5 separate regions of the Homo sapiens genome follow, and all the other regions are linked to region 4. Evidence: chromatin loops called from intact Hi-C (ENCODE). Cell type or tissue: endothelial cell of umbilical vein. All regions are shown on one strand.

Evidence for each region. A loop is a pair of places that touch in the nucleus more often than their neighbours do. Peaks named below come from ENCODE experiments on the same cell type or tissue, not always from the same donor. Only the 100,000 strongest peaks of a DNase experiment are listed, where the experiment ranks them.
Region 1: it touches region 4 in a loop (7-fold over the local background); 9 of 110 quality-filtered maps call a loop at or near these places.
Region 2: a loop joins it to region 4, with 5 times the contacts of the local background. A loop is called at or near these places in 4 of 110 quality-filtered maps.
Region 3: a loop joins it to region 4, with 22 times the contacts of the local background. A loop is called at or near these places in 20 of 110 quality-filtered maps.
Region 5: it touches region 4 in a loop (8-fold over the local background); 8 of 110 quality-filtered maps call a loop at or near these places.

Annotation. Positions count from the first base shown.
Region 1 is chr10:6,917,360-6,922,359 of GRCh38, reverse strand. All of the region lies in intron 3 of LOC105376387 (a long non-coding RNA gene), which reads left to right. Among named protein-coding and RNA genes, the nearest start is that of LINC00707, 140 kb to the right of the region's middle. In endothelial cell of umbilical vein, CTCF peaks have their summits at 2,173 and 3,824 (motif pointing left); a DNase peak (open chromatin) is centred at 2,159.
Region 2 is chr10:6,414,071-6,419,070 of GRCh38, reverse strand. It overlaps a transcript of PRKCQ not described here. Among named protein-coding and RNA genes, the nearest start is that of LINC02656, 66 kb to the right of the region's middle. In endothelial cell of umbilical vein, a CTCF peak has its summit at 1,987 (motif pointing left); a DNase peak (open chromatin) is centred at 2,000; H3K27me3 peaks cover 371 bases.
Region 3 is chr10:9,303,151-9,308,150 of GRCh38, reverse strand. No RefSeq gene overlaps it. Among named protein-coding and RNA genes, the nearest start is that of LINC00709, 30 kb to the right of the region's middle. In endothelial cell of umbilical vein, a CTCF peak has its summit at 2,896 (motif pointing right); no DNase peak of the experiment used is centred here.
Region 4 is chr10:7,684,707-7,689,706 of GRCh38, reverse strand. No RefSeq gene overlaps it. Among named protein-coding and RNA genes, the nearest start is that of ITIH2, 16 kb to the left of the region's middle. RefSeq lists a silencer at 2,212-2,261 and an enhancer at 2,167-2,461. In endothelial cell of umbilical vein, a CTCF peak has its summit at 2,271 (motif pointing right); a DNase peak (open chromatin) is centred at 2,236; H3K27me3 peaks cover 140 bases.
Region 5 is chr10:7,257,800-7,262,799 of GRCh38, reverse strand. All of the region lies in intron 7 of SFMBT2 (Scm like with four mbt domains 2), which reads left to right. Among named protein-coding and RNA genes, the nearest start is that of SNORD129, 74 kb to the right of the region's middle. RefSeq lists an enhancer at 4,794-5,000. In endothelial cell of umbilical vein, CTCF peaks have their summits at 2,057 and 2,259; a DNase peak (open chromatin) is centred at 2,229.

The DNA of each region.
Region 1 (5,000 bases), 770 kb after region 4:
TTTAATATTTCACTGTAGAATTATATATAAAATTTGTTGAAAAAATTGAGATTTAAAAGTGGAACAGAAAATGTAAAACCATTACTATCTGCAGATGACAATAAAACTAAATATTTGGAAAACTGAAGTCAACTCATTGATCAATTTTAAAAACTATAAGAGAATATACTAAAGGAATAAGGTATAAAATTATTACACAGAAATCAATAGCTTTCATATATATTAACAGTAGCCCGTTAGAAGATATAATGGAAGCAAAGAACCCATTTACAACAGCAACCCAGAGATAAAATACATAGGAATAAACTCAACACAACATGTGCAAGATTCAGATGAAAAGCATTAAAATGACCATCATCTGCTCCTAGACCCAACAGTTACACTTCTGGCCATTTATCACATAGATGTCCGGGCACATATTGAAAAGATATATTTTGAGATTATTAGTTACAGCACTGTCTGTAATTGCAGACAGGAAATAATCTAAGTATCTAGTAATAAAGAACTAGTTCATAAAATACGGTATATGATTTACCCAAGTAATGGGCTATCACACAGCTGTAAACCAGAATAAGAGAGCTTTCTATAGGTTGATACGGAAAGCTCTCCAACCTATAGTGTTATTTTAAAAAGCAAGAGGTGGAATAGTGTGAACAGAGTTTCTCTTTTTTGTGTTAAAAAGGAAAAAAAAATACGGTTGTTTATTTACTTTTATTTGTATGCCTTCCTACTCTGAAAGGATACATAAAAAATTCATGACAATGGTAACGTGTAGATGAGTAGCAGGCATTTGTAAGAGCCTTTTCACTGTATTCCTTTAAATACATTTTTAATTTTTTAAACTATGTGTGTGAATTAGCTATTCAAAAATAAATAAAAAATATTTAGGAGAAATACACAAAGAGTTTAGAGAATGGTGCATGGCAGCCTAACTTAGGTTGTTTTTTTAAAAAACAAACAAACAAACAAACAAAATTATTTTTTAACTCAGAATTGGGAGGCCGACCATGCATATTACAGGGCGGAGGCATTTAGAAGACTGCTGATCTTTGACCCAAGATCCCCTGCAAAGGTTTTTTCGTTTTGTTTTGTTTTCTGAGACAGAGTCTCCCTCTGTTGCTCAGGCGGGAGTGCAGTGGCGCGATCTCGGCTCACTGCAACTTCCGCCTCCCGGGTTCAAGCGATTCTCCTGCCTCAGCCTCCCCAGTAGGTAGGACTACAGTCGCGTGCCACCACACCCGGCTAATTTTTTGTATTTTTAGTAGAGACTGGGTTTCACCATGTTAGCCAGAATGGTCTCAATCTACTGACCTCGTGATCCGCCCGCCTCAGCCTCCCAAAGTGCTGGGGTTACAGGCCTGAGCCACTGTGCCCGGCCTCTTTGTTTTTTTGTTTTTTTTTCTGGAACCTAGCTTTAGGTGAAAAACACTTGCTCTAATTTTCTGGCTTGCTGCAGTCAGCAGAATGCTTCAACAAACGGCCTGGACAGTTGCCGGGTATCCCCATAGAACAGGCTGAGTTTTCCAAGACGTCCCATTAGTTCTTGCTGCCTGCAGAGGCATTCAGAGACAGCAACATTGAATGTGGAAAGACAAGCCCAATAGCACTGGTATCAGCTATTTTTCTTGTAAAATACCGTATTTTGATGTGACGCTATTGAACCTTAATGTTTAATGACTTCTGCAACACACCTCTATCCGGCGAAGCCATCTGTATTTGGGCTAATGTGCCCACTTTTCTGTTTACTCTGCATACATTATCTTTACTTAAGGTTTAGGGGGAGATATATCTATTTGGACATCTGTTCTTAACTGATTATAGGGAGAGTGAGCAAGTTTCGTCCTTGTGCCTGCATCTGCTGGGAAACGATAAGAGCCCAACATATGTTAGAAGCAACAATCGCAGACAAAGAGTACAACTTGTTTTTGAAGGTATGTAAACCCGAAGTTTAAGAGGCTGGGAGTTGCTGCCTTTGTTCCCTCCCATCTTGAGTATTAGCTCTATTTAAAATAACAAATATTCTAACGTGTGGCAGGACAGAGTCGCTTTTTTGCTTTGGAAAGGAAAGTGCACAGCTTGTGTGAACATTCACCCACTACCCTAGCTCTGCACCCTGCCCCGGCTCCTAAGGCGAACGCCCACGTTACCTCCGCTGTTGCTTCAGAGGGCTGCTGCCATCTATGGGCGTCTGTCAGCATCTGCGCAGGTGCGATGTCTCCGAGTCGAGACACATAGGGAGAATACGGGGCACAGAAGGGGAGCGTATGGAAGTCAGGGGACAAACAGCTCAAGAGCCATCCTCTAAGCCTGCGACCCAGCTCTTTCCAACGATCCTTCGGGTGAAATAAGATGATCCACTTCAACAGATCCATGGTGGGAAAAGGAGAAACCCCCCCAAAAAATCACACCCCTGCATATCAGTTAGACTCCTGGGGCTCTAACCATCCTGACTTTTCAAATGAGAACATTTAAACACCACCTTGTACTTCCCAGCATAGGACCTGTCTGTCTGTAAGTATATTCCATGATAATATTGCAACAAAGAATATATGATTTTTAAATTAGTTCTTTTTTTTTCTTTTTTTTTTTTAATTCAGACAGAGACTTACTCTGTCACCCAGGCTGGAGTGCAGTAGCATGATCTCGGCTCACTGCAACGTCTGCCTCCTGGGTTCAAGCGATTCTCGTGCCTCAGTCTCCCGAGTAGCTGGGATTACAGGCGCACGTCCGTGTCCAGATAATTTTTGTATTTTTAGTAGTGACAGGGTTCCACCATGTTGGCCAGGCTGCTCTCAAACTCCTGGCCTCAAGTGATCTGCCTGCCTTGGCCTCCCAAAGTGCTGGGATTACAGGCATGAGCCACTGTGCCCAGCCTGAATTAGTTCTTAAAAAGTATTTATTTCACTTGCTTATATCCTGTAAATCCTAGAATCACAAACTCTATTAAGTGTTGGGGACTCTATAAAGCAAACAAGCCCACACTTTAACCCCAAGAACGTATTTTAAGATATCCTGGACAAGGAGCCCTCCAGCCTGTGTGTAATGGCTAACTGATGTGTCAACTTAACTGGGCCATGGGTTGCCCAGATAGCTGGTCAAACATTATTCTAGGTGTGTCTGTTTTGGGATTTAAATCAACAGACAGAGTAAAGCCAATTGCCTTCCTAATATGGGTGGGCCTCATCTAGTCCACTGAAGGCCTGAATAGAACAAAAAGGTTTACCTTTCTCCTATTAAAGGAGTTCCTCCTGCTTGATAGCCTTCCGACTGGGATATGGGTTTTTTTCTTCCCTTCAGACTCAAACTGAAACACTGGCCCTTCCTGAGTCTCAAGCCTGCTGGCCTTTGGGCTGGAACTAAACCCTCAGCTCTCCTGTGTCTCCAACCTGCCCGCTCTGCCTAGTGATCTTGGGACTTCCCAGACTTTATAATCATGTGAGCCGATTCCTTATAATTAAATCTCTTCGTATATTAACACACATCCTGTAGGCTCTGTTCTCTGGAGAACCGAGCTAATATGCTGTGTTAAAGCATTTTCAGAGATAAGAAACTCATGTGCTAAGTGAGTCCAAGGCCAAGCAGTTAGCCCATCAGAGAACCAAGAGCTGGACTGGGAAATTTTGTCTTCTCATGGCCTTGCCTGTATTCATCCCTCCATCCTTCTACTCCTCCCTTTATTCAGCAAGCATTTGTTACATAGAGCTAACAATTGAGCTACTTTACAATTTGCTTAAAATAAATATTTTGCAATGACCTCCTTGCCTACAACCCCAATCACACTCAGCATTTCAGTAGCACACAATACAGTTGTGCCCGCCTTCCCCAACAGCACCCCCTGCTGGTTTTCCTCCTACTTCATCAAGGGTCCTCTCGGTTCTCTTTGCTGCGTCTTCCTCAGGTACGTGACATAAATGTCACGGGGTAACAGGCTCCAGTCTGGCCACCTTCTCTTCTCTACCTGCACCTTCCCGTTAGGTGCACTCATCCCTTCTCATGGCTTTAAATGCCTTCCACATGTTGAGTCCCAGACTTACATTTCTGACCCTAAACTTACCTCAATGCTCCAGATTTGCATATTCAACTGTCTACTGTGTAGATATTGACTGAGTGACTTAAATTTAACACATTCCAAACAGAGCTTTTGATTTTCTCCGTTTATACCCAAGCTGTGCTCAACCACCTTGGGGACGTGTCGTCAGGCCCTCCTGAGGCTGTGTCATGGCCGTGCCCTTAATCTTGGCAAAATACACTTTCTAAATTGTTTGAGACCTGTCCCAGACGTTTCAGGTTTACATCCCCTACACTTCATCCACATTGGCTTAGCTCCTTCCTGCCCGTCTATTCCCTCTACTTAGAACGGTCTTGTACTACCTCCTTTCATGTCTGACGTCTAGTCGTTCAGGCCTCAGTTTTGCTATTATTCCACAGAGAATCCCTCCCTGACCTTGTCCCTGTCATTGTCATTGATGTTTATTTCCTTCCTAGCCCTTTGCACATTCTGAAATGGTTTCTGCTTTTATCTGTTTGTATCTCTGCCCCCAACACACACACTAGAATGTAAGTTCATCCTGTTCCCAATTATTTTATAAAACCAATAGATGCTCAGTAATGTTCACCGAATGGGTAACAAATGAATCCATCTCAAAAGGTATTGGGAAACACTAAAACACTACTTTTCAGGGTCCCCAGAGGCAGATAGCAAAAGAAGCAGGGTCTAGTGCCGTGTCCCCAGCGAACTCTGCCTCTCACTGAGCCCTCCTTCAGTCTTCCATATTTTTTAGGAACCTCCTGCTTTGGCCTTGGCATTGCCACTGTATTGGCCTTAAGGTTTGTCCCCTGATTAAAGAAAGAAATTTGCCTTTAAACAGCACAAATTCTCCTTTGCAGTGAAATTAGGGTTAAACACTGTCAACATAGCAGCATTTCACTCCGAGGGACGATATGTACCAAATTGGATCACATGGCTGGTGTGGTTTGTTGGTGATCCAAGCCATGTTCAT
Region 2 (5,000 bases), 1.3 Mb after region 4:
AATAGATGATACATAGATAGAGATAGATGGATGATAGGTAGATAGATGATAGATACATAGATAGCAAGATAGATAGATAGATAGATAGATAGATAGATAGATAGATAGATAGATATTAGATAAGATAGATATAGAGATGAGATAAATGAATGGACAGATGGATGGATGAGTAATAGATGGATAAACAAATAATATGGAGACAGATGATTGACAGAATAGATAGATGATACATAGGTAGATAGATGGATGATAGATTGATAGGTAGGTAGGTAGACAGATGATTGATAAATAGACAGACAGGCTCTCTCCCTGGAAGGTTGACAGTTCCTTGAGCTGGGACTGAAAAAGCACAGGAAATATAACTTTATCAGACACATTTAGAGGGTTTTTGAGCTGAGGTTTCAGTTATGATGGATCAGTCGCCAGGCTTCCCTCTGACTCTATGGTCCTGTAATTAGCCACAGGAGTTTGGGTGGAAAGGAGCACTGAGGGCTCCTGAGCTGAATGCCAGGGGTCGGGTGAGGATAGGGAAAGTCTCTTAAGGAGTGGTGGGCAGGTATTCCTTCCTCTTTTCTGTAGTAACACATGAGAGGGGGAGAAAGCAGGGGAGGAAAGGATGGAAACAAAGAAGGAACCAGACTTTGCTTTGCTTTCCACCTCCTGGGGACGTCAGAGCCGGCCCAGACTGATCTCTGCCATGAAGGAGCACGGATTCTTCCCAGTGTCCTAAGCCCTGCCTATCAGCTCTTTGTCATTCATCAGCATCCACTGGCAAGAGAAGAATGTCAAGAAAGTTTAGTGATCTAAGAATTTTTTTCCAAGCCTCAGAGGTTTTAGAGATGCATCTTTTCCTTTCTTTTTAATACATCCAAAGGTTCTGCGACTTCACAGGTGATATTTTAAAATACAAACAGCAACACGTAATGAATTTTAAATCAAGGATGTTGTTATTTGGAAAAAGTCAGTTAGAACTCTTGCTGTCAAATACGCTTTCAGAAGAAACAAGTTTTGGAGGAGCCTGAGAAGGCTCATAAGACAAGAAGACGGGCATCTGGGAGATGACGGAAGAAGGCGCGCCTCTGGGAGATGGGGGAAGGAGACCCATGTCTGGGAGATAGCGCCTCTGCGAGTTGGTGAAAGAAGGCATGCCTCTGGGAGGTGGTGGAAGTGAAGGGACTTTTGCTGGGAGCAAGCACTGTTGAGAAGCTGGAGATGTAGGAATGACATTAAAAATCTAAAGTTACTTCAGCCACTAGAGAGCCAAGGGACATGGAGTGACAGGAAGGACTCCAACAGAACTCACTGTTTCCCTTCTCCCAGCATGTCCTGGCTGCTCACCTGGCTGGATACTCTCACCTGGCTGTGCACCTGGATTCTCGACTGAATGTTCACGTGGCCACTCTATCGTCCAGCTAAGGCAACATTGGAAGCTCAGGGTCTAAGGCAGCCACCATCGGGGAAGATGCCAGGACAAGCATGGATGGATCAACAGATTCTGAGCATCACGCTGGCATCGTTTTAGATCGCACGCATTCCGAACATCAGAACAGTTACGTCAATTCGAATTTGGGGTTTGACCGAAATTGAACTTGAATGTGGATTATCTAAGTAAAATCTAGAGAAGAAAAGAATTTCTCTGCAGGTGCATGTAATAATCACCACAAGGTTATTGTTTTTTGTTTTTGGTTTGGTTTTTTTCCAGTGCTGCAGGCTTTAAGAAGCTCTGGGTGTCCAACCAAAGACACAAATCTGAAAAACAAGTGGAAAATCTAACTCCAGCAAAGCCTACTCAAATTTCAGTCAGTATTTCAAAATAACAACTGATGACATCCACCCAACAGAAACTAGAAACTACCCACTTTTAACTGCCCCTGTTTTCCTCCTCGACCCTCTCCTCCTCCCACTTAAGGACAAGACACCTATTTCATGTTGCCATGGAAATTGTGCTTTTAAGGTTTTCCTGAGATAACATTGGTTATATGGTGAGGTGGAGACCTCTAGTGTCCCAAACTTGTATTTCCTTTAAGAATACATTACAGGAGTGGTGTCTAGGATGGTGAATTTATCAAGAGGAAAGTTGAGCCTGCTGACCAGGTCTGGCTATAAAATGACCAAATCCCAGAGTGAAATAAGAAGAAGAATCATACCACCTTACTCCTGCAAGAATGATCATAATTTAAAAGTCAAAAAATAATAGATGTTGGCAGGGATGTGGTGAAAAGACAACACTTTTACGCTGCTGGTGGGAATGTAAACTAGTACAACCACTGTGGAAAACAGTGTGGAGATTCCTTGAAGAACCAAAAGTAGAACTACCATTCAATCCAGCAATCCCACTACTGGGTGTGTACCCAAAGGGAAAAAAAGTCCTTCTATGAAAAAGACATTTGCACATGTATGCTTATAACAGCACAATTCACAACTGCAAAGATATGAAACCAACCTAAGTGCCCATCAACCAATGAGTGCATAAAGAAAATGTGGTCTATATACACCATAGCACACTACTCAGCCATAAAAAGGAATGAAATAATGTCTTTTGCAGCAACTTGGATGGAGCTAGAGACAATTATTATAAGTGAAGTAACTCAGGAATGGAAAACCAAACATCATATGTTCTCATTTATAAGTAGGAGCTAAGCTATGAGGATGCAAAGGCATAAGAATGAAATAATGGACTTTAGGGACTCAAGGGGAAGGGTGGAGGGGCTGAGGGACAAAGGTCTGCACAGTAGGTACAGTGCACACTGCTCAGGTAATGGGTGCACCAAAATCTCAGAAATCACCGCTAAAGAACGTATCCATGTAACCAAAAACCACCTGCACCCCCAAAAAAACTATTGAAATAAAAAATTCAATTAAATTTTAAAAAAAGAAGAATCTTTGTATTTTGCACTCATTGTATGTCTGCTCAATCATATCAAGAATCCAAATGGCTATATCCTAATAAATATTTGATTCCTACAGGCTTATTTGCCAAGTATTCTATAAAGTGGTCCATTCCTTTTTCAAAAGAGGAAAACAGGCCAGGCATGGTGGCTCATGCCTGTAATCCCAGCACTTTGAGAGGTCGAGTCGGGCATATCACCTGAGGTCAGGAATTCAAGACCAGCCTGGCCAATATAGTGAAACCCCATCTCTACTAAAAATACAAAAAATTAGCCAAGCATGTTGGAGGACACCTGTAATCCCAGCTACTCAGGAGACTGAGGCAGGAGACTCTCTTGAACCCAGGAGGCGGAGGTTGCAGTGAGCCAAGATCACACCACTACACTCCAGCCTGGGCAACACAGCAAGAGACTCTGTCTCAAAAAAAAAAAAAAAGAGAGAGAGAGAGAGAAACATTAGCAGCAATTGTCAACAATGGGGCTTCATTTATAATTTGACCCAAACAATCCCAGAATAGTACAAACATATGGTTCTGGGGATCTCAGCGCAGAGGGAATTCTACAATGGCAGTGACCAGACTTTAACCACTGGTGTGCAGTATGACTTGTTCCCTCCACCTTACCACAAGCTTGTTCTCATGCCTTCACCTCCTTAAGCTAAATTAGAAAGTTCTTAACCTGAAGTTCATGAATGAGCTGAAATTTCCTGTAAATTTTGAGTAAGTGTATATATATATATATATATATATATATATATATATATATATATATATATATGTATTTTCTTGGGCTTAAGATTTTCTCTTTATCACTAGGTTTAAGAAATTTGATTACAATATGTGTTGGTATCGTTTTCTTTGGTTTCTTGTGCTTGGGGTTCATTGAGCTTATTGGGTGGTGTGGATTTAAAGTCTTCATCAGGCCAGGCGCAGTGGCTCACACCTGTAATTCTAGCATTTTGGGAGGCCGAGGCGGGTGGATCACTGGAGCTCAGGAGTTGAAGACCAACCTGGCCAACATGGCAAAACTCCATCTCTACTAAAAATGCAAAAATTAGCTGGGCATGGTGGCTCACAACTGTAGTCCCAGCTACTCGGGAGGCTGAAGCTGGAGAATAGCTTGAACCCAGGAGACGGAGGTTGCAGTGAGTGGAGATTGCACCACCGCACTCCAGCCTGGGTGACAGAGCAAGATTCTGTCTCAAAAAAAAATTAAATTAAAATTAAAAAATAAAGTCTTCATCATACTTGGAAAGTTGGAGGCCATTATTTCTTTAAATGTATTTTCTGTCTCCTCCTCCTTTGGGTCTCCAATTGCATATATATTTGGCCACTTGAAGTAATCCCATAGTTCATTGATGTTATGGGGGTTTTCTTTCTTTTTTTTTTTTCTTTATCACTTTTATCTCAGGGTCTTGGATAATTTCTATTGCTATGTTTTCAGATGTACAAATCTTTACATGCATACAAATATTTTCTTTGTAATATCTAATCTCCCATTAATCCTAATCAATGTATTGATTATCTCAGACATTATAGTTTTCACCTCTAGAACTTCAATTGTTAAGAGATATTTTATGTCTAGACTTAATGTGTTCAATACTTCTAGCTTTTTGAATGTATGGAATGCAGTTATAATAATACATTGAATGTCCTTGTCTATTAATTTTATTATCTGTGTCATTTTGGGGTCAGTTTGATTTGTTGATTCGTCCCCTCCTCATTTATTTTTCTGTTTCTTTGTGTGCCCGGTAATTCGTTATTAATGTTGAATGTCAATACTTTTTCTTTGGTGAGAACTGGACATTTCTGTATTCTTAAAAACAGTTTTGAGCTTTGTTTTGTGATGTGGTAAAGTTACTTGGAAATTGGTACTTTCAGATCTTGCTTTAAATTTTACTGGAAAAGATCAACAAAATGTTTGATCTAAGGGTAGTTTTCCCCACTGCTTAAGATCTCCTGCAGACCTCAGGATTTCCCTTTCTCCAGTCACTGCCCTGTGAGCCCCAGCTGCCTGGGACCCTCTGGACTCTCTGTTCTACCTACATGACTCAGGGAACCTTCCGGAGTCACCTTGAGTTCCCCACGCATTTGCTGTGCCCTTGAAACCTTC
Region 3 (5,000 bases), 1.6 Mb before region 4:
CCTATTTGTTAGCAATACATGGATGTTTATCTGTTGAAGAAGACATTGTGGTACATTGGAAAGGGATTGGAATAGGAGCAAATAAGCCCCAGCTCCAGTCAGCAGTTTTACTGTGCTATGTGGATAATCATTTTGCTTTGCCAAACTCACAGACATGTTATGTGACTAGAATATGATATCTTGTGTAAGAGTACTTTCAAAATTATACTTACGTGGAAATGAGAACTGATATTAATACGTAATATATCTGTGAAACATTTTATGAGATTTTTCATGTCATTTCTCTTTGAAACAGATGAGTATCATTAGAATTTTTTTGCAATTTCTGAAAGGCAGACCTCTCAAAAAAGTTACACTGATATTTATTCTCGAGTATCGTAGCTTTTTATCCATTTATCCTTTTCTTTTTGTAAGTGTCCCATGATTTGGGGAACTTATTGTAGCAGTCAATGTAATTTACAAATTTAAATTACACTATAGGAGTAACTTAACTTCTTGCCTTGGGCAGCAGTGAAAGATAACTACTTTGTTTCTATTTGCAATAATAACTATTGATTAGATAAATAAATACTTTAATATCTCGGCCAAATCACCAGTGACATTTATGCCAATCCCTCTAATACTAAATCCATAAAATTTGAAAATAGTCTGTTTAATATTAATTTTATAGCCATGAATAAAGTACTCCTTCAATTTCTATGCTTCATGTAGCTTGTGTCTTTAACATCCATGTTTCTTACTCTACAGAGGAGGATACTAAAATTCAGTAATTAAGCCATGCAGCAAGTAAGACGTGGAGCTAGGATAGATACCCAAGCCCATAATTTTTCCAATATCTTATGTTGCCACTTGATTAACAATGCTTCTTAGAAGCATACTAATGGCAATGTCTATGATGGCAGTGACTGTACCTAAAAAATAAGTGTTTTTCCTATCACACGTCATTATGATCAGGTCACATTATATAATAAACATCAGTCATGTAAGGTGATGGAGTTTCTACTCAGAATGTTATTTTGCCACTAGTTAGCGTGTGTCACTAGTTAGATAATGACAAAATAGGGTTCAAAATTTTAAGTAATTTATATGCAGATAGACCAAGGAGAAAAATGTATTAGCAGTAGATTAAGGTTCAGAAACCAATGTTTTCTAATCCCAGATACCCATATGTATGCCTTTGAAAAAGTTATCAGGCAGAATTGAGGTATGGAAAGTAGAAGGCAGTCTGGGACTGCTCAAGGCTCAGTACGGAGCAGTACATGGAGTATCACATCATAGAGATCATTGACCATATAAAACACATATTCTTTCCTCAAAAATTTTAAAAGACACACTCACCAACTTTCTTTTTTTTAAACTTGTATTTTAAGTTCAGGGGTACATGTGCAGATTTGTTACACAGGTAAACTTGTGTCATGGGGGTTTGCTGTACAGATTATTTCATCACCCAGGTATTAAGCCTAGAACCCATTCGTTATTTTTCCTGATCCTCTCCCTCCCTCCTCCCACCTCCACCCTCTGAGAGGCCCCAGTGTGTGACATTCCCCTCTGTGTGTCCATACGTTCTTATCATTTAGCTCCCAGGTATACATGAAAACATGTGGTATTTGGTTTTCTCTTCCTGTGTGAGTTGCTAAGGATGAAGGCCTCAGCTGCATCCATGTCTCTTCAAAGGACATGATCTCATTCTTTTTTATGGCTGCATAGTATCCCATAGTGTATATATACCACATTTTCTTTATCCAGTCTATCATTGATGGACATTTATGTTGATTCTGTGTTGTGAATAGTGCTGCAATTAATATATGTGTATGTGTGTCCTAATAATAGGACGATTTGTATTCCTTTGGGTGTATACCCAATAATGGGATTGCTGGGTCAAATGATATTTATTTCTTTAGGTCTTTGAGGAATCGCCACAATGTTTTCCAAAATGGTTAAACTCATTTTTACTCTCACCAACGGTGTATAAACATTCCTTTTTCTTCACAACCCCACCAGAATCTGTATTTTTTTGACTTGTTAATAGTAGCCATTATGACTGGTGTGAGATGGTATCTCCTTGTGGTTTTGATTTGCATTTCTCTAATGGTCAGTGATGTTGAGCTTTTTTCATATGATCCTTGGCCGCATGCATGTCTTCTTTTGAAACATACTAACCAACTTCCAACTCACTATATGAACCTTGAAATATTTTGCTCAACATGTTTGAGGTTCTCTGTTCTCCTTATAGTTTTTGAAGCACTTCTTTCCTTGTGAGAGACTTCCTCCTGCCACCACCAAATCTGTATCAAAGCCAGAAATCTCTATGGATCTGAGGGCCATTTTTTTCTTTTCAAAATATCAGTAGGTATATCTGAAGTATGAACTCAGACTACTAGAAAGTCAAGTGGTTCTATTGGCAAAACTATGTATCGCTCATGAAACTATATTAACTATGCGTAACTATCTTTTGTGCACCTCATCAAATTCACTGATAATAATCTTTGTCAATGGTCCATATTTTGCTGCATCAAAAAACCCGAACGTCGGGTAAGCATTCGTTGGATTCAGGGTAAATCCACCTTGCCCTTTGATGGCATGTTACGCTGGAATCATCTTTCATTCTTGAATTGTCCATATGGAGAAGCACATTGGCTTTGCCTGTGTTATCTATAAACTGTCAGTTATCTACTATGTATGCTTTCTTTTATTAGTTTTCTTTTTCTTTAAAGTGAATATTTGTTTCTGCACTAGGCATTCAGAGTAAAATCCCTTTTTTCCTTAAGACACTACATAAATCCAGGCTTGCATTTACTATGGCATTGATCAAACTAAATGCCACTTACTAACCAATACAGAAGAAAGTAAAGTCAACAAGTTATATTATATGAGCATTTAAGGGAATTAACCTGAATTGCCAGTAGAGGTCTCTGCTGCTCTATGTAAATATCTTTTAAAGGCAAAGCAAAGGAAAGCAAACAAAACAAAACAAAAAACAAAACCTAACACCCCCCACCAAAAAAAAAAATTTTTTTCGAAGAAATTTGCTGGCTAAATTGTAGTGTGGCACAAAAGGTGCATTAGAAGAGGAAAATATATTTAGAGCTTATGCCATATTTTGGGGGTAAGTGGCTAGGTCTGTTAAGGAATGCACCTCTATGGAAGCAAATCTGGCTACATTTCATAGGGGGACTTGAAGTTAGACTCATGTAGAGAATAGCCTTAGGCAGCCCAGCAGGGATTGAGTACAGCAGGGCAATGGAAGAGCAGAGTGGAAAACGAGTAATATTGAATTAGCCAGAGTCAGGTACAGAAATGCCAGGTGCCAGGTTTGTGTTTAGGTTGGTACAAAAGTAAAGTGCTGCCAACGTTGAAAGTAAGGGCAAAAACTGCAATTACTTTTGCACCAACCAAATATATCTCCAATTACCATACTGGGATACTGCAACAGTAATTCTGTTTCAAGGATTAGCAATGTGAAAAATGCCAGGTGACAGTATTAAACGTATTGGGGTATCAAGATGCATTAATGCACAGATTACTTATATAAGAAAAAATCAGTGACTTAAATATTGCTTTTGTTCTATAAAGATTAGAACATTGTTACAGAAAGAAAAGTAGGCACGCAGTTGTTAGAACCAGGTGTGAAGATCAAAGCAGCCCTGGTAAGTAGTAGTAGTGATCAGAAGCTGAACCACCTGAATAACTTCATTTCCTTACATTCTCTCTTATGGGAATAAGATTAAATTTAGAGCATGTGCCAAGTCTGAATCTGCAGAGGTGAATTGATACACAGGAGTAGGTACCTAGGCAGATTTATTAGCCCATTTTCACACTGTGGTAAAGAACTACCTGAGAATGGGTAACTTACGAAGAAAAAAGGTTTAATTGACTCACAGTTCAGCGTAGCTAGGGAGGCCTAAGAAAACTTCCAATCACTGAGGAAGGCAAAGGGGAAGCAAGGACCTTGTTCACATGGTGGCAGGAGACAGAGTGAGAAAGGAAGGAAGGGAGGGAGGGAGGGAGAGCAGGAAAGGGAGGATGGAGGGAGAGAGAGAGAGAAAGAGAGGAAGTGCCACCCTTTAAAACCATCAGCTGTCCTGAGAACTCATTCACTATCATAAGAACAGCATGGGGAAATGGCCCCCGTGATCCAATTACCTCCCACCATGTCTCTCCCTCAACACATGGGGATTACAGTTTGAGATGAGATTTGAGTGGGGACACAGAGCCCAACCGTATCAGCAGACCACTATAGGCCAAGTTTAAATCTGGGTTTAGTGGTTTTTCTATTATTTTTCTTTAATCTTACCTGTTAAGTGGAATAATCTACCAAATACTTACTAGTAATTACCACATGTGAAAAGGAGGGAGAGGAAGCAGCGTCGGGCAAAGAGAAAAGATGAACTAAGATGCAGACTCAACCAAGCTTTGGGTAACTCAGTGGAGCGTTCTGGAAAGAGCAGTGTCCTTTGGAGTTGTCCTACCACAGGCCAAGATGGCTAAAAGAGCTGGAGCTTTAACCTTCTCCCCAACTTCCTCTATTCGGTCACCATAAGTAGACTGCCCAAAAAAGGCATGATCATAGGAGGACTTTAAGATAGAAAAACTGAAAGACATTCTTCCAAGAGCATCATTATTGTAAGAGGAAAACAGAGGAGAAGACTGCAGGGGATCAGATCACTGAATTTGCCCTCATAGGAGGACATTGAAGACTTCGGTGAAAGCAATTATTCTAGACTGATGGAGCCCAAAATCAGAATACAACAGGTTGTAGAAATAAAATGGAAATTTGGGAAAGAAGAGATACGTTAACAATAGGATGCAATCCTATTGCCACCAAGGACTTGCTAGAGTGTGTGGGTATTTTCCCTTTCTCAATGGGCCAGCCAACATTTCCAAGTGTTCTAATGGAACAATTAATAATCAATGGATCAATTCTTTTAGAGCTGTTTTGTTTTTACTGGTGGAGTGAAGAAGTGGGTATCTTTGAAGAATGAATGGGCAGGCATCAGAAA
Region 4 (5,000 bases):
TTGGGCCAAGGGCTCTGCTCTGTGTGGCCCTCACTCCAGTGGCCCAGGCTGAAAGAGGCAAGGCATGTGGCAGGGAGCAGGGAAACATGGAGGAGCACATGGGTTGAATGCTTCTACCTGGAAGTGTTGCATGGCGTTTTCATTTGTAGTTCATTGGCCACCACAAGGCGCATGGCCATGCTTAATTTCAAGAGGGTGGGGGATTGCAATCTTCCCTGTGCCTGGAAGTAGAAGGAAACCAGATCTTGGTATAGGATAACAGCAGCCACTGAAGGAGAGTGCTGAGGTTGGGAGTTGAACATGAAAGAAAGTCAAAGTGACCATTAGAATAAGCCCCAGAAATTGCAAGAATCTTGGGGAGGCCCTTGAACTTGCTGCCAAGCTCAGATTAGCACATTCAAATAGCATTTGCATAGATAACAAAGGTGAGTGGCTTTAGCTGAGGAAGGGTCACTATGCATCACATATTTATACTTTCTTTTTTTTCAACTTTTATTTTAAGTTCAGGGGTACATGTGCAGGATGTGCAGGTTTGTTACGTAAGTAAACATGTGCCATAGTGGTTTACTATACAGATCATCCCATCACCTAGGTATTAAGCCCAGCATCCATTAGCTATTCTTCCTGATGTGCTCCCTCCTCCCATCCCCCACCCTCCAACAGACCCGTGTGTGTGTTGTTCTCCCGGCCATGTGTCCATGTGTTCTCATCATTCAGCTCCTACTTATGAGTGAGAACATGCAGCATTTGGTTTTCCGTTCCTGCGTTAGTTTGCTGAGGACAATGGCCTCCAGTTCCATCCACATCCCTGCAAAGGACATGATTTTGTTCCTTTTTATGGCTGCATAGTATTCCATGGTGTATATGTACCATACTTTCTTTATCTAGCCTATCATTGATGGGTATTTAGGTTGATTCCATGTCTTTGCTATTGTGAATAGTGCTGCAATGAACATACACGTGCATGTTTCTTTATAATAGAATTATTTATATTCCTTTGGGTATATACCAAGTAATGGGACTGCTGGGTCAAATGGTATTTCTGCCTCCAGGTCTTTGAGGAATCGTCACACTGTCTTCTACAGTGGTTGAACTAATTTACACTCCCACCAGCAGTGTAAAAGCTTTCCTTTTTCTCCACAACCTCAACAGCATCTGTCGTTTTTTTGAGTTTTTTTCTTTTTTTCTTTTTGAGACAGAGTCTAACTCTGTCACCCAGTTGGGAGTGCCTCAGCCTCAGACTCCCAAGTAGCTGGGATTACAGGCATGTGCCACCAGGCCCGACTAATTTTTGTATTTTTAGTAGAGAGTGGGTTTCACTATGTTGCTCAGGCTGGTCTCGAACTCCTGACCTCAAATGATCCTCCTGCCTAAGCCTCCCAAAATGCTAGGATTAAAGGTGTGAGCCACTGTGCCCTGCCGTTTTTTTGACTTTTTAATAATTGCCATTCTGACTGGTGTGAGATGATATCTCATTGTGGTTTTGATTTGCATTTATCTAATCGTCAGTGATGTTGAGCTTTTTTCATATGTTTGTTGACCGCATGTATGTCTTTTTTTAAGAAGTGTCTGTTCATGTCCTTTGCCCACTTTTTAATGGAGTTTTTTTTCTTGTAAATTTGTTTAAGTACCTTGTAGTTGTTGAATGTTAGATATTTGTCAGATGGATAGATTGCAAAATTTTTCTCCCATTCTGCAGGCTGTCTGTTCACTCTGATGATAGTTTCTTTTGCTGTGCAGAAGCTCTTCAGTTTTGTTAGATCCCACAGACATTTGTGCTTTCCATGACAACTTGCAGCCTCTCCGGAGGCACCAGGCAGTGACCCTGACTCTGCCGGGAGCCCCTTCCTCACATCGTGTAGAAAGTAAGTCTTTGTGGTCAATGGATGAGGAGAGTGCGCTCTTCTAGAATCACAGAGGGTGTTTTCCTTCCTCACATCGTGTAGAAAGTAAGTCTTTGTGGTCAATGGATGAGGAGAGTGCGCTCTTCTAGAATCACAGAGGGTGTTTTCCGTAGGAAGCTGCTGTGTGGACTCAGGAACAAGGGGCAGCAACCTGGGAGAGTTTGGGAAAATAATTTTAGAGCAGCCACTTATTGGGGGAAACATTCTGGTTTTACTCAGTGTCTGTTGTTACTTTCATGTGGCTGTTGGATGGTGCCCCTATGAGACTCCCATAATTAAGCAAATCCCTTGAAGCGGTCTTCAAAGTGTGTCTCCGCTAGATGGCGTGAGGTGCTCGCCTGTTTCCAGCTGATGGAAGTGACTTGAGCTAAGCCAGGGACCAGGAACTTGAAGGTAAAACAGCGCCTCACGCTGCGGGCTGATGAAATATGCAGTCGGCGGATGTAAAGGACTACGTCGTACTAGAATAATAATACAATACGGGGGCTTTATTGCAGTGGTATTAAATAAATACACACCCAATATCACTAGAGGCAATGAAGTAGTTTTTCCTTTCCAAAAACATAGTCGTGTAACTGTTATTATAGATTGATTCTGATACAAAATGTGCACACAGAATGAATATTTAAGGGTAATTCATTTATAAGGTGTTATTCAGAAACGGCACTTACAAAACAGAAGATGTAGATACTTATTACAGGAAACTAAGCAGCCAATCAACCAATCGGTATGTACCGAATATTTCTGCAGGCAGTGCACGTTGTTACACTGTACGGCAGGTGAGACAGTGTACACTGTGGTTAAGAGTACAGTCTTTGAGGCCAGACAGACTGAGTTTGTATTATTTATTAGCTATGACCTTGGGCACATTGCTGCATCTCTCTGGGCATCAGTTTCCTTGTCCGTAAAACGGGAATAATCATACCTATCTCATAGGGTTATTGTAAAGAGTCAGTCTTTGTAAAGCATTTCAAATATAGCCTTGAACACAGTTAAGAGCTATACAAGTGTCAGTCATCATTATAATTGTTTGTTATGACGTGGCTCTTCACTTTACAAAGGAACTCATTCACTGTAGGGTTCAATGGAACAAAAATGTGTCAAGTACCTATTATGTGCTAGACAGGACATTGATCACTGTGGACAGATCAAAGGACTATGAGAGCGGCTAAGGCGTGGCTCCTGTCTTACAGGATCTAGGAATTTCATAGGGCAGAAGGATCACACAGTTAACTAACCATGCAGAAATGCAAAGGGTGATGGTACTGATACAAATGACTGTGACAATCTGGAAAGGAGGAAATAGTGTTTGAGTAGAGCTTGCAAAAATGGGCAGGGTTCAGTGAGTGGAGGTGCCAGGAAGCGTTTTCAATGGGAGCAGTATGAGCAAAGGCTCCCAGGCCGGGCCATGTGGGCACTTTCGTAAGGTCTGCAGAAGGCTGGAATGACTGAAGTGTGGAGACTCATGGGAAGATATGACTGAAAGTATGTCTCCATAATGACCACTTCAATCATCTTAAACATTTGAAAACTTTTTTTTTCATTTATTCCTCCTACTTTTTATTTCCTGGATTATTTTTAATTTTTAAAATTTTTAATCATTAATTGTTTTAGAGACGGGATCTTGCTGTGTCACCTAGACTGGAGTGTAGTGGCATGATCATAGCTCACTGCAGCCTCAAATTCCTGGGCTCCAGTGATCCTCCTGCCTCAGCCTCCTGAGTAGCTGGGACTACAGGTGCACATCACCACACCTGGCTAAATTTTTGTTGCTGTTGAGACAGGGTCTTGCTATGTTGTCCAGGCTGGTCTCCAACTCCTGGCCTCAAGCAGTCCTCCTGCCTCCACCTCTCTAGGACCTGGGTCTATATGTGTGAGCCTGGGTGCCCAGCTTTTCCTGAAGTATGTTAAAGTAAATTCCAGATATTGAATCATTGCACTTATAAACACTCAAGATGTAGCCTCAACTGAGAATATCTTTTTATGTAACCACAACACCATTATTACAGCTTACATAATGAATCATATTTCCTTAATATTACCTATTTCAAGTGGTTTTTGATTTGTTTTTAAGAGCAAGAAGACAATCCTAGTGATATCGTAAAAAGATTAGAGAGGAGAAAAATCAGAAGAGAAACTAGTTAGGAGGTCATTGTGATAGCTTTTTGTTAAAAGCTTTAGTTTTAGACTTTGGCAGTGCACAAAGCAAAAGAGATGGCTGAAAAGCAGCAAGAAGCCAAGATTGGATGGGAGGGAAGTTTTTTGTTTTGTTTTGTTTTGTTTTAGATGGAGTCTCGCTCTGTCACCCAGGCTGGAGTGTGGTGGAGGGATCTCGGCTCACTGCAACCTCCGCCTGAGCCTCCTGAGTAGCTGGGATTACAGGTGTGTGCCACCATGCCCAGCTAATTTTTATATTTTTAGTAGAGTTGGGGTTTCACCATGTTGGCCAGGGTGGTCTCGAACTCCTGACCTCAGGTGATCCACCCGCCTTGGCCTCCCAAAGTGCTGGGATTACAGGTGTGAGCCTCCATGCCTGGCCAGGGGGGAGTTTTAAGAGTGAGGGAGCATAAACTGAGGAACAGAGGGGAGCTAGAGAAGGGCAGGAAGATTTAATGGACTTTATTAGGAATTTAAATTGTATGGCTCCATTTAGACAGAATTGGCATATGCATTATTAGGGACAGAGATGCATTGTTTTATTTTTTAATTTCAACTTTTATTTTAGCTTCAGTGGGTACATGTGCAGGTTTGTTACCTGGATATATTGTGTGATGCTGACGTTTGGTGTTTGAGTGATCCCATCACCAAGGTACTGAGCATAGGTAGTTTTGGGTCCTAGTTCCCCTCCTTCCCTCCTGCCTCTAGTAGTCCCCCATGTCTATTGTGTCCTCAATGTTTAGCTCCCACTTATAAGTGAGAACATGTGATATTTGGTTTTCTGTTCCTGTGTTAGTTTGCTTAGGATAATGGCCTCCAGCTCTATCCACGTTGCTGCAAAGAACATGATTTCTTTCTTTTTTATGGCTGTGTAGTATTCCATGGGGTGTATGTACCACATTTTCTTTATCCAATCCACCACTGATGGGTACCTAGGTT
Region 5 (5,000 bases), 430 kb after region 4:
TATAAGAGACACACTAAAGAGGGCAACATTGGTCAAACAATAAATGTAACTATAAAAATCGCAAAATCCAGATCTATACAGAGTTCGCCATCGCAGCTGCTTGATCACTGGGGCCTGAGCTCCGCTGTCTGCAGTCCGTTAGATAGCAACTTGCTTTTAATCCTAAACGTTAAGAATTTAAGAATTTAGTCAACTTTCAGTTATCTGCTCCGGGAGTTCTCACTCCCAAATGGCTTCTGCTTACCGCGGATAATTCTGGCTCTTGCCAGTTCCCGGGGAACTTGCAGGGAGGGTGAGATCATATTAGCATGAACTTAGCGTAATTGGTGTATGGGATTTGGAGGTGTGCAAAGGGGATACATCTCTTGTTTATAAAACTAGACACATTTCAAAGTGATCATTGTGCCTGATTTTTTATTTTTTGGGCCATTTTCTATTCCATTCTCTATTAATAAAAATAATTAAGAAAAGATTATAATTCTTTTATCTACAGAAGATCTTATTGTGGATTTAAGCCACGGTAAAATTGTTTGGAGGTGGCTCCCCCATCCCCCCTCCAAAAAACATTAAAAAACCACCAATCCTTTTGCAAGTTAGGCCACCCGTTTAAGCCCCGTAGTGCCTTTCATGAACAGACACTTGCTCCAGGGAGAAACCTGATGTAAAGAGAAGTTTGAGCTTCTCTCTTTTAACTTTAGGACTTCAGAGGTTTGAGAGCTAATGGAAAATGAGGACCCCATGTAATAAGGGGAGCCCAGTGGTGTGGCCATGCCACCGGGCCTTGCCCTTCAGCGCTGTCACCCCTGCCCCCAGGGAGGGCACACTGAGGAGGCTGGCCTACTTTGCTGGGTGTCAATAAAAGGTGTGGGGACTGTTCATTCCTGAGCTTTCTCTCTTCCGTCCTTCCGCCAGCCACCCTACTTTGAATCTGCCTGTCTCAATGACATAAAGTCAAGGATAAGATAAAATCTGCCTCCAGTTTTGTCGCCAGTGCCATTTATAACCAGAAAGGCCAGCACGAACATGTCAGATAAACCTTTACATGAATATATGATGTCCTGCACTTAACAACTTGATGAAAGGAAAGGCTCAGTTTAGGAGAGTGGAAACCTGCTTTAAAGCTCCTTAATATTTAACAAGATCTTGCACTTGTGGTGACCTGCAAAGTCTCTAGATCACAACAGGATTTATTCTTTTCCCTGCCGGCATCTGGATTCTCCTAAAAGTAAATCCATCCAGACATGCCTGCATACGTAACCCCCACCCGGCAAAGGGATCAGAACATTTGGTCATTTCGCCTGTGAGTCTGTACTGATTCATGCACTCCCTGATCCTCAGTCATTGCTGAGCATCCGAAGATTCTGAGAGACTGCAGGTCTATAAACAATGGGACAGGGAGCCAAGGCATGGCCAGAGTGTTACAAACCCTGGCTTTCTGTGTGATAAGCCACTCACCTTGAGGACGTTTTTGGAATATGCATTAACCTTTCAGACCTTTCGGGATAGCATAAAAAGGTACGAAGGAAAAACATAATTGAAGCCATAGATGAATCATAGGAACTCAAAAACCATTCTTCATTGGAAAGTGTTGCAGTGAATTGGTGAGCGTTTCTAGTGATTCGCACCCACGGGCTGCAGACCTTGTGCTGGGTACTGTGCATATACTATCTCACATCCCCACAGTAACCTGACTCGAGAGGCACAGGAGTCTTACTGGTTAAGTTCAGGAATTGCCAGGCTCAGAGAAGTTAATTTCTAGTCATACCTCATACAGAGAGACCATGGGTGAGCCAGGATGCACAGACGTACCTCAAACCCAAGGCCACACTTTTTTTTTTTTAATGTTTCTTTGTTAAACTGGGGTATTTAAAGACTGCGCAAACTCAGTATTATTATAACAAAGAACCAGAAAATGAATTCTGAGAGTATTCAGTGTTGCCTATTCAGTATGGTATTTGAACTGGAGTATGTTGCTCAACTCCTTATTACTCAGTTGCTTTTGACGAGGGCTCTCCTGGGATTTTGGCCAGGATGATTTTTTTATTGTACTAAGTGACAACTGCCCCTGCCCCTTGCCAAATAACTGTCTGCACTGGGGAATGTGGTAGATGCCGCCTGTGTAGAATTAGAACCAGTGGTGTAAGCCGGAAGAGTGGCCCCATTTTTCTTGTCAGTGATTGGCTTAGGGAGAGATTTGTGACCAATTTGGGTCAGTAATAAATGAGGACATCTGCTGGTAGTTTCTGGAATAGGTTTCCTTGCTTTGAAGAAGCAGCATAGGGAAGAGGGGGCCTTGCTCTGCCTGAGAGGCCTGGAGTTTCTGCAGCCATCTTGAGCCCACAAGGGAGGAGCTGGACTGGGGAAAGCTGTCATATTTAGGGTGTGGAAGGAGGAGGATGAAAAGAACCGAGGCCATTTCTGACATTGCTCATGGCTCTGTTCACCAGGCTTTTCTATTCACTTGCCTTTTCTCTGGACCCCTTTGCTGTGTGAGATAATGGATTTCCTTATGGTTTATACCAGGTCGAGTAGGGTTTTCTGTCTGGTCTTTGTGTGAGAAGGCCCTTTAATAGATAAAGGCTTCCTTGGGGACCAGTACCATTTCAGGTGACTGGTCTGCTTGTCTGTAGGTTGGAAATGATTGCTTACTCCTTGCAAACAGAGAACCCATTGCTGCCATAGTGGTAGTAGGCAGTGGGTTAAGGAGTACTTGAGTTATTGTTATTGTCCTGTGCATGCAAAGCACCTCTTGTACCACCATATTGTGGTCACCATTGTTTATGGTTATTGCTGTCATTCATAACAGCATCTTTGAATCTTATACACTAGACATTCAAAGTGGAGGCAGTGGGAGGGTAACAGCAGCACCAGGTCTGCAGTGTAGACTGGCAGCACCGGGTCTGCAGTGTAGACTGGCACAAATGTAAGTGTGAATTTCCAGTTCTTGCTGAGACAGCATCAGAGTGAGTCAAAATTAACAGGGTTGGTTGGCACTGCTGATCACACCAAGGGGCTGAAGGGTGGGTACTAGAGTGAGTTAATGCTGGAGACAGAGGCAGAGAGAATCCACTGATGCTGAGGAAGCTCATCAGAAGTGTAGGGGGAGGAGACCACAAGGTCAGGTGTCTCATCAGCGATACCTGACTTCTCTCTTAACCGAATCTGAATCAGTGGTCCTCAACTCAGGGGCCAGGGGCATGTGCCCTTCAGTGGACATGTGGCAAAGCCAGGAGACATTTCAGTTGTCCCAGGTGGGGGATGCAGTCAGCATCTAGTGGATAGACCCCAGAGATGCAGTTGCAACATCCTACAGTGGCAGAACAGCCCCCCAACAAAGATTCTGGCCCCCAAAGGCCAATAGTGTTGAGGCTGACCATCCCTGTTTCTCACCTGGAAGTGGTTGATGGAGGGAGCCGAGGGCAGCTGGGGTGTGAGGAAGGCTCTGGAGACTGAAGCTGTTATTAGATCCAGTCCAGGCTGCTTGGCAGTGGGCACTTTCCAGTGGGGAGGCTTCCCACTTGTGGCAGAGCACGTAGAGGGGTTTGCAAGCTCTCTGTGTTTACTGGCCTCCACGTTGGTGTCTGGGAAGGGCAAAACAGAAGCTCAGACTGCTGGGTGGAGAAGTTTTGCGCCTTCCCAGCTCTTGCTTCTTTCTGTGAAGCATGCTGGCGTCATGTTTCCATGACAGCAGTTGAGTTAATGCATTTAGGGGCCCCCTCAGCGTCCACCACATCCTGCCTGTTGTAAATTGTGTGGTTCAGGTTGTGATCTATGATACTACGGTCCTAAATTTCTCATTACTATTTTTTAACTTGATTGAATGCACAGCTACTAGACAAAATCGCTCTTTACCTCTGTAAGTAAAAAATAGAAATGCTTATTAGTGTTCAGCAATAGATTTTAAAATTACATTTTTGTTACAAATACTTCACTGGCTAAATTGAAATCAGTGTGATCAAATTGAAATGTCATAATACTATTGATTTAATAAATGCTGGCCTCCTAATATCTGTTTTTCAATGAAACTAGTATTACGGGAGTAATTTTCTAATGAACATCTGAGCACTAGGTCATTGGTAAAACAAAAGAAGAATGATATCATAAATGGTTCTGGATGGTTTTTTCAGCGGGACCTGGCATGCTGATACGAATAGAGGAATTAAAGCGTAGCTCATTATATATTAATTTGAATGTAATACTAACTAAAACCTTCCATTGACTTCACTGAAGCCTAGTCTTAGAAATTATGCAGATTAATGGAGGCCTTGAAAAGAAGCACATGCAATATTTGAGTTCCCTTTGGACCAAAAAACTGGCATGTTGGAACTGAAAAAATTATATACTGTGCAGTATTTTTGTGTAAGTACAATACACTAAAAGATTTTGTTGCTTAAAAAAACTGGGCAGGGTGAATCCTATATCTGTTTTTTGTCTATTTTATTTTATATCCAAATAAGCCGAAAGGAAGAAGCAAAGGACCGAAGGTTGACACTGAGATTGCTGCTGCAGAGGGAGAATTTCCTGCAGCTTTTGATTGTGGAACTCAGGTTAAGAATGTGGTTCCTGGAGCCAGGCACGGTGGCTCACGCCTGTAATCCCAGCACTTTGGGATGCTGAGGCGGTTGGATTGCTTGAACCCAGGAGTTTGAGACCAGCCTGAGCAACATGGCAAAACCCCATCTCTACAAAAAATACAAAAAATTAGCCAGGTATGGTGGTGCACACCTGTCGTCCCAGCTACCCGGGAGGCTGAGGTGGAAGTATTGCTGGAGCCTGGGAGGCGGAGGTTGCAGCAAGCCTTGATTGCATCATTGCACTTCAGCCCGGGTGGCAGAGACCCTACCTCAATGAAAAAAGAATTTGGTTTCTGCATAAGGATGATTTCACTGCCTTTTTTGTTTTTACATGAAAATCCTCACCAAGTACATTTTAATTTTGTTGTATTAATTAATGAGAACTTGTTCTCCCCTGTGCCTCATCTTTCACAATTTTATATCATG